Regions from separate parts of the Mus musculus genome. Here region 1 is linked to region 2. Evidence: chromatin contacts called from ENCODE Hi-C or POLR2A ChIA-PET data. All regions are on one chromosome and are shown on one strand. The core of a region is the stretch at or near the end of the contact, and the rest is flanking DNA. Distances in the headings are between cores, read along the strand shown.

What was found. Hi-C counts contacts between places; a loop is a spot of excess contacts on that map. ChIA-PET counts read pairs that join two places held with the same protein, here RNA polymerase II (POLR2A).
Region 1: a loop to region 2 is called in a map of left cerebral cortex, with 3 times the contacts of the local background. The contact joins the enhancer-like site here to the promoter of Tbl1xr1 in region 2. A Hi-C loop is called at or near these places in 9 of 37 maps with a recorded cell type or tissue (gastrocnemius, heart and left cerebral cortex). POLR2A ChIA-PET finds 5 or more read pairs at or near these places in 1 of 5 experiments (Patski).

The regions. Positions count from the first base shown.
Region 1 is chr3:21,477,900-21,481,386 of GRCm38, forward strand. All of the region lies in intron 1 of Gm31610 (a long non-coding RNA gene), which reads right to left. Among named protein-coding and RNA genes, the nearest start is that of Gm31610, 10 kb to the right of the region's middle. Within about 2 kb of position 1,397, at least 1 of the 3 ENCODE cell types and tissues checked has a DNase peak (open chromatin) inside an H3K27ac peak, as active enhancers do; it is heart, where a contact is called at or near this core.
Region 2 is chr3:22,074,428-22,078,237 of GRCm38, forward strand. It overlaps Tbl1xr1 (transducin (beta)-like 1X-linked receptor 1), which reads left to right and starts at 2,225. Exons shown (of 16, transcript NM_030732.3): 1 at 2,225-2,527.

The DNA of each region.
Region 1 (3,487 bases), core at 147-2,646, 600 kb before region 2:
TCTCAGAAAGAACCCTCAGTAGAAACCACCCTGGGAGAAAAAGCTACAAAGGCAGGATTATGGAAGCCCAAGAAATAAATAAATAAAACCAAGAAAACAGAAGTGGAGCCACAGCTAAAACAGGTGTTTTACATTTCAGACTGGAGGCAAATCAGTCCAGAAGCAGGAAAGTATGGCTCCACTGCCACGTGCTGTGAACCTTGTGTCTTGGATGGAGCTTAAACCAACTACTCAAAGAGATCCAAGGCTGTCACAGAAACCCACACTGTAGTAGGAAAGAAAACAGCCAGCTCAGGTGCCATCATAGCCTCCTTTAAAGAATCCACGAGGTGTCTGGGACATACAGAGAGACCTGGGGGAGAGACAACTTTACTCTCTGGCTCTTGGAGTCACTATACATGCAGCTGTGATCAGGCTAAACTCTGAAATCCCAGAATCAACTGGCAAAGCAGATCCCCAGAACCCATATAAGAAAACCATATAAAATGGGTGTAGAGTGTACATTTTTTACTTCAGCAGTGAATGGTGAAAGGAGATATAGTGGAAGGTAGATACCCAGCTCACTGAACAATTAGTTTTGCCTACTTGGAAATTACTAGACAAATGAGTGCTCCCATCTCAAGCAAAAAGCAGAAGGCACCTGAGAAAGGACATCCAAGCAAGCACACTCATTCGGATTTGGTTGCCAGTGCACCAGCCCTGTGGGCTGCTGTTTCCTTATCCATCCAGAGAGAATCCTAGACCTCTAGTCTGTCACAGAGAGCAGATGACTCAACATCTTCAATCATTTTCTCTAGCAAGGCAAAACCTCTCAAGTTAGTGTTTTATAAGCATGGACAGACAGTTTCCATTCTGGTCCTTATCAAAACACTGCCATTCCTTTGATAACAGTTATGAAATCATCTCTCAGAACTTGGGTATCTTTAAAGAGGTTTTTTTTTTTTTTTTTTTTTTTTAATGCAAGCTGCCCCGTTCTCCCTCCCCCGCTTCACCAAGATTCAATTAACGGGAGGAGGAATGTGGTGGTTTTTAACAAGTTCTTCTAAGCCAAACTGCTTAGAGACATACATTAGGCTGCCTTTAGTAATGGGAAAAAATTATCTCACCATGACTGGACTTTCTCACCTCCAAAAGAGGATTCCTATCTGTCACCTGGACAGCCAAGATTGATTTTTCTAATTAAGCAGGCATTTGTACTGGCACAGGGAGCCACAGAATTCTTCCCTACTGTATCTTCCCAACATATTCCTGTTTGTGTTCATTTTCCATCCTGTTTAAAGCTCCCTAGTGTTGAACCGGGAGGGGTCAGGAACTCACTCTATGAAAACACCCATTAAAATCTCTGGCTGCTTTCAGAAAGAAATGTGTCAACACAGGCAAAGGAAAGAAAACATGTGATAGAAATCTCTTTGGACTGGGCTTGGCTCCCACGTGGACAGAATTTGCCTTCACCAGTTCCCACACACTGTCCCCCACCCCCGGGTCTGCTCTGCTCCATCTGGGTCTGCCCTGCTCTGCTTCTCAGGGTCTGCCAATGCAGATGGCTGTAGGAAGCAGGCTGTTAGCACTTTGAAAGGCTATGTGGCACTTTCTGCCTTTTAAAAAGGTACAAGAAGCTCTTGTGCAGCCTTCAGTGATGAGACCGGCTTGTGGTGTAATTCAGTTTACTTAAGGGAACAATTTGGAGCCCTGAAGAGCAAAGCCCAGTTCTGGCCCCACAGTGCTGGGTCATGTGGCCTCATGACTTTCTTTCAGTGGGAGACACTAGAGGATAAAACTGAAATCAGTAAGAAAAGCTGGCATCTTTTTTAGTTTGTTCCTGGTACATCCATTACCTAATATTTTATTTAAAAGCTCAGTCCCTGCACTAAATGAACGGGCTAATCTCAATTTAGGAGTTGGCCTGCCCTCACATGATGACAGCTAACTGTTAACTGTCTTTAAAAAATAGAGGAAAGAAAAAATTAAAAAGAAACAAAGAGGAAGAGAAGAAGAAATGGCTAAGGGTAATTTAAGGGTTGTGTAAACTTATTAAAGGAACAATTGTTTCAAAGACAAAGGATAGCCTTAAGGGCTGGGTTGGGGATTAGTTGGTAGAATACTTGATTAGCATACACAAATCCCTGGATTCTGTCCACAGCACCACACACAGTGTGGTGGCCAAAGTCAGTAGTCTCAGAACTCAGGCAGTAAAGGCAGGAGGAGCAGAAGTTCAAGGTTACATAGGAAGTTTGAGGTCAGACAGGTATACTTCAGACCCTAACCAATTAAAACAATCAAAATTAAAAAAAATTCTTTCAGATACTGTCCCTTACATTCATTTGGCAGTGGCAGCTCTTAGTAGGTACTGGAAGCCAAAGTTGTCCTAGTAGGCTACACAGCTGCAACACTCAGACTCAAGGTTGAACTCTAAGCTCTTCCCTGAAGTCTCTCCCCTTCCTGATTCTCTCTTCCCCTGGAACCCTGTATCTAATCGCTTGTCTTGCTCCATGAAGTACATTTGTAGTTAAGTCAGAATAATTTGCTGTCTTTCACTTTGGAGGATCATTGCAATACCTTCTTCTCTGCATGTCCAACCTGTCCACTCCTTTATAGTCAGAGAAAAAGTAGCTTTCGTATTATCTTAGGCACTCTTAATTAAATTCTGTCATTTCACACTCTGAGACTCTAGTAGTTTCCAGTGAAATACTACCAAGTGGTATACTACCAAGATACCAATATCCCCTCAACAGGCCTTTCTAGACTCTCTCACATCAGGAGGTTGGTACCTTCCAAATGATGACAAAAAGATGCTTCAGTTAAACACTTTAACTAGAGGTTGCATTGTTTGATTTATTTTGTTTTGAGGCAGGGTCTCATGTACCCTAGATTAGCCTCAAACTCACTACTATATAATCCATACTTACCCTGAACTTCTAATCATTCTGCATCCATATCTCAGGTCTGGGACTACAGGTATCCATCTACAAAATTAGTTTATGAATTGCAGGGCCTTTTGCATGCTAGTCCACCACTCTATCAACTGATCCATAGCTCCAGCCTATGTTTAATATGTTTCTCATTATGTTCTTAAATTATCCGCTATACTTATTGGTAGTATTTCCTCATAAAATTCAGTTTTAGTAAAATTGCTTTTAAATTTAGTTAACAAGAGCCCATCAACTCTCTGGTCTCTTATATCAGATCACCTTTATTATCTGAGTATCACTGATACCTGATCAGATTGATGCCCTCAGCATTCCTGAAAAAGCATCTAATTGCTGGGACTGCCCTCAGTAAGATTGCTTTTAGGTAGGTTTAGTTCCAGTGTTCTTCCCCTTAATGTTATTTTTTAGTAATCTTCTATTCTCTGACCCTCACCATATTTTCCTTACTATAAATTTCTAGGTGGGGCCATGGATCTAGAAGTTGAGCCCTTTGTATTTTTTCTTTTTCTGCAAAACAGATATTGCAATGGTTCATGTAGCTGTGGTAATGGCACCGAATG
Region 2 (3,810 bases), core at 975-3,474:
TTACTGGAGCAAGTTTAAGGTACAGGTCCCCAACTTTGGCGGCTTCTGTCATGACATTCAAATAAAGTGGTTTCTGTCCTAAGACAGTGCACCTAACAAACGAACAGATTCTCACCCTCGTTGTCCCGTGCACAGAGACCACCTTGAGGAAGCTAGCTCAGAGTCTAAGAGCTTCTGGCTGGAAGGAGGGTGGTCTTTGGAAGAGATGTCTCCTGGGAGGCTAGGAATCACTTGCTTGTCGCTGACTGTAAAGACTGGTGAGCATCCTTAGCCACTCAAAGTGTGGCTTGATTTTCTTGTAGCTGTTGTCTAGGTCCAGGGCTGGGAACCAGCTTTCCCCACCCATCCCACCATTTTAATGGGCGTTTCGGACAAAGAACCTGCATTGCAGTGTGAGGTTTATGTTGAGCAAACAGCATACCGTAAGTGGACAGCTCTTACACAATGGTAAGATACTAAATGCTCTGGGCAGCTGAAGGACGGAGGCAGGCCTCGTCTTTGGCTTCCTCAGTGCTGTTTCCCTTAACTGGACAGAAGTGTTTTGGAAACCCAGTATAATCTACATTCCCATCAGGTGACATTGTTTAATCTAACATTCCCTCTTTCACAAGTGACAATAGCTCCGGGGACACCCAGGCTCAAGCTTTGAACTTTTCTGGTAGAAAGGGCGTTTGCAACTCCATAGACTTTCTTTGGTGCCTTTCCACCTTCCAGCTACGCCTGTCAAAATAGGTAACCGCCTCCAGGGAGGGGCCAACAGGGGAGAGTCATTGACCTTGGCTGAACCAAATCTAATCTAGTCTCGGAGTTTGTTAGGCTGCACAGTCTATAGCTGTGAAAGTTACTTCAAATGATACTTTGTTTGAAAATTTATCTTTGAAGCACTAAAGGAAGACCACTGCTTGACAGGAATACACGTTTCCAAATGTTTTGACAACTTGAAACTAGAACCTTTCACCAAAGAAGGTTGCAAAGTATTTTTAAAGATAGTAACAAAAAAGCAGAGTTTCAAGATATATGCTAGAATTAAAAGGAAGGGTGCCTCTTACAGCCCAGGTTTCTGAAAGGCTCAGGAAGGTCACCGCAGTATTTTAAAAATCCTCGGCGCTCCGGCAGCCACATTTTGACATTATTGGGCAGCCAAACTGTACTTCAGAAACCGCCTTCACGTGCCAGACGCATGCAGAAAGTAGATAATATAAACTCCCGTGGATATCACACCGCGGTGCACACTTAGTGAACATTCATTCTGTCTATGGCTTTATTTTCGCGCAATGAGAACTGATCCATCAAACCTTCCCAAAAGACCCGCAGACAAGTCGCACATTTGGGCGCACAACTTCAATTTCAGCTTTGCGTTTTCACCAAACCCCTCTCGCCGTGCGCGCTGCGCGTCTCCCCACGCGCGGTGCTCCGGGTCCCATCCTAGAACTCGCTCACGGCAGGCGAAGCACCTTTCCAGGTACGCTCCGGAGCGGGCGTGTTTACGCGCATCCAAGTGTGCGGCACTTTGAACGCGGAGTCCATGTGGAGCCCGCGCCGAGCTCCCGCAGCTGCCGGCCGCCTCCGGGGATCGGAGCGGCCGCGGCTCGCGGGATTGCTGCGGGCGAAGGGACTCAAGCGCCACCCAGGCAGCGGGACAGCCCCGGCTGCGGGCTCTGGAACGAATGCGCGGCGAGCCCAGCCCCCAGCGCCGCGAGCGAGCGAGGGAGGCTGGGTGGAGGGAGAGCGGAGCGAGTGAGGAAGCCGAGTGTGGAACGGCTCGTCGGCCGCCACCCCCACCGCCACCGCCGCGCTGCCTCCACCGCGGCCCCGCCCCTCCGCCGCGCCCCTCCCCCACTCCGGCGCTCCTCCCTCTAAGTTCCCCCTCCCAGGTCCCCCTCCCCGTCGAGGTTCCCCTCCCCCTCCCAGGCTCAGGCTCCCTTCCCCCTCGCCTCTCCTTCTCGGGGCTCCCTTCCCCCTCCACAACCCGTTTCCCCACTCCTCCTCCAGGCTCCCCTCCCCCGCCCAGCTCTCCTTCTCTTCCACCACCCGGCTCCGCTCCCCTCCCCCTCCCGGGTCCTCCTCACTTCCTCCCCTCCCCCTCCGGGCGCGCCCCACCCCTCCGCTCCCCTCGTCTCCCCTCCCCCTCCTCGGGTCCTCCTCCCCTCCCCCTCCACCCCCTCCCCCTCTACCCCTCCCCCTCCTCGCTCCCTGTTCCCTCCTCCCTCCCCGCGCGCCGGGCGCAGGCCGCTCGGGTTTGTTTTGCTGCGCGGCCGTCGCCGCCGCGGGCCCGGAGCTCATTTGTGCCTGGCTGGTCCCCGCGCTCCCCGGTGCCGAGCCGGAGCCGTTGGCCGCTCGCGCGCTTGGCTCTCTCCCTTAGTAACAGCTCCCCTCCTGCCTCGGTGCTGCGCCCTGCCCCCGCGCCCCTCCCCCGCCGGACCCGCTGCCCGGCTGTCAGCGCCCGCACCCCAGGGCGCCTCGGGGTGCCGACGGCGGCCAGGAGGGGAGCGCCGCGCGTCCTGGAGGGGACAGCGTCGCCAAGCAGGTGAGCGCGGGCCCGGGGCTGCGGGCGCCGCGAACTTGGCCTGGGCGCGGGGGAGGGGCGGCTGCGCTCACGTGCTGCCCCCCCGGGTCGGGGTGGCTGCGGGAGGCACTGGGCCCAGGCGAGCGGGCTTGGGGGCGCAGGCTGGATGCGGGGCCGCAGCCGCCCTGTGCTCACATAGCGGGGGAGCGGCCAGGGCTCAGGATGGGTGCTGGTCCGCGCTCGGGCGCGCGGGCTGCAGTCGCCCGGTCGCGCACCCCTCGGGCTGTGGCGCGCGGAGACCCCGGGCGGCGGCGGGGACCGCGGGCGGCTGTTGGGGCGCGGGCGGGGGAGGGGCGCGGCCGGGCCTCGCTCACTCAGGACGCGAGTGTGGGCACCTTGTGCCTGTGGCCTCCCCACGAGGAGGCCCTGGCCACAGCCTCGGTAAAGTTGGGTCAGAAGTGTATACAGTTGGCAAACTTATTGCCAGCTTCCTGGTAAGTTTCGGGGTGGCACACAAGTCACATTATCTTCTGACAGTATAGAGCCACGTTGTGAGTGTTTGCTGGGTGACTTCCTCTTTGCAACCGATGTCTTTTTTTTTTTTTTTTTTTTTTTTTTGGAACAGGGGCTGACTTTCATTTAAGTGTAATTCCACGTTGAAAGGCAGCTCGAGGCGAATCATGCATGTGTTAGAGTGTTCGGTAATTTTGGAAGTTCTCAATTTGGATTAAATTTAGGTTGTGAAAATGGTCTGTTCTGTGTAACATTTGGGTTGGGTGGCTTTTAAGAAACGCTCTCTTTGTTAGGTTACCCAACACTGAAAATAATTTGGTGATCACACAGAAGAGTTGGAACATAGCTAAACATTACATTTCTTTAACAGTCTGGAGTTTTCTTAAAACCTTGGTTGGACTTTATCGGCCCCAGGGTGAAGGGTTATATGCCATTTACAGTTAATTAGGGAAGTTTACTGTTGGCTTTCTTGTTTTTCCATATAAGAACCTTATGCTGGTCTAAACATGTTAATAAAGTACGGTGGATGAAATGATGTGTTATTTCTAGTTTGAATCTTGAGATTGAAAGCCCCCCATCAGTGTAAAACAATACAAGGCCATGTCTTACTGATTTAACTTAGCTAAAGTGCTTTGCAGTATCTTGGTGGCCCATTGAAGGTAGTAAATGAGTTTTGGGTTTCCCTGTGTGATTCACGTTCAGTTTTGTTAAATAAGACCCATGCTTATTGGAGCACTTCAGTAATCCTGACTTCCTGGGACTGTATGTTCTCGCCACTTTAATAAGTTTAT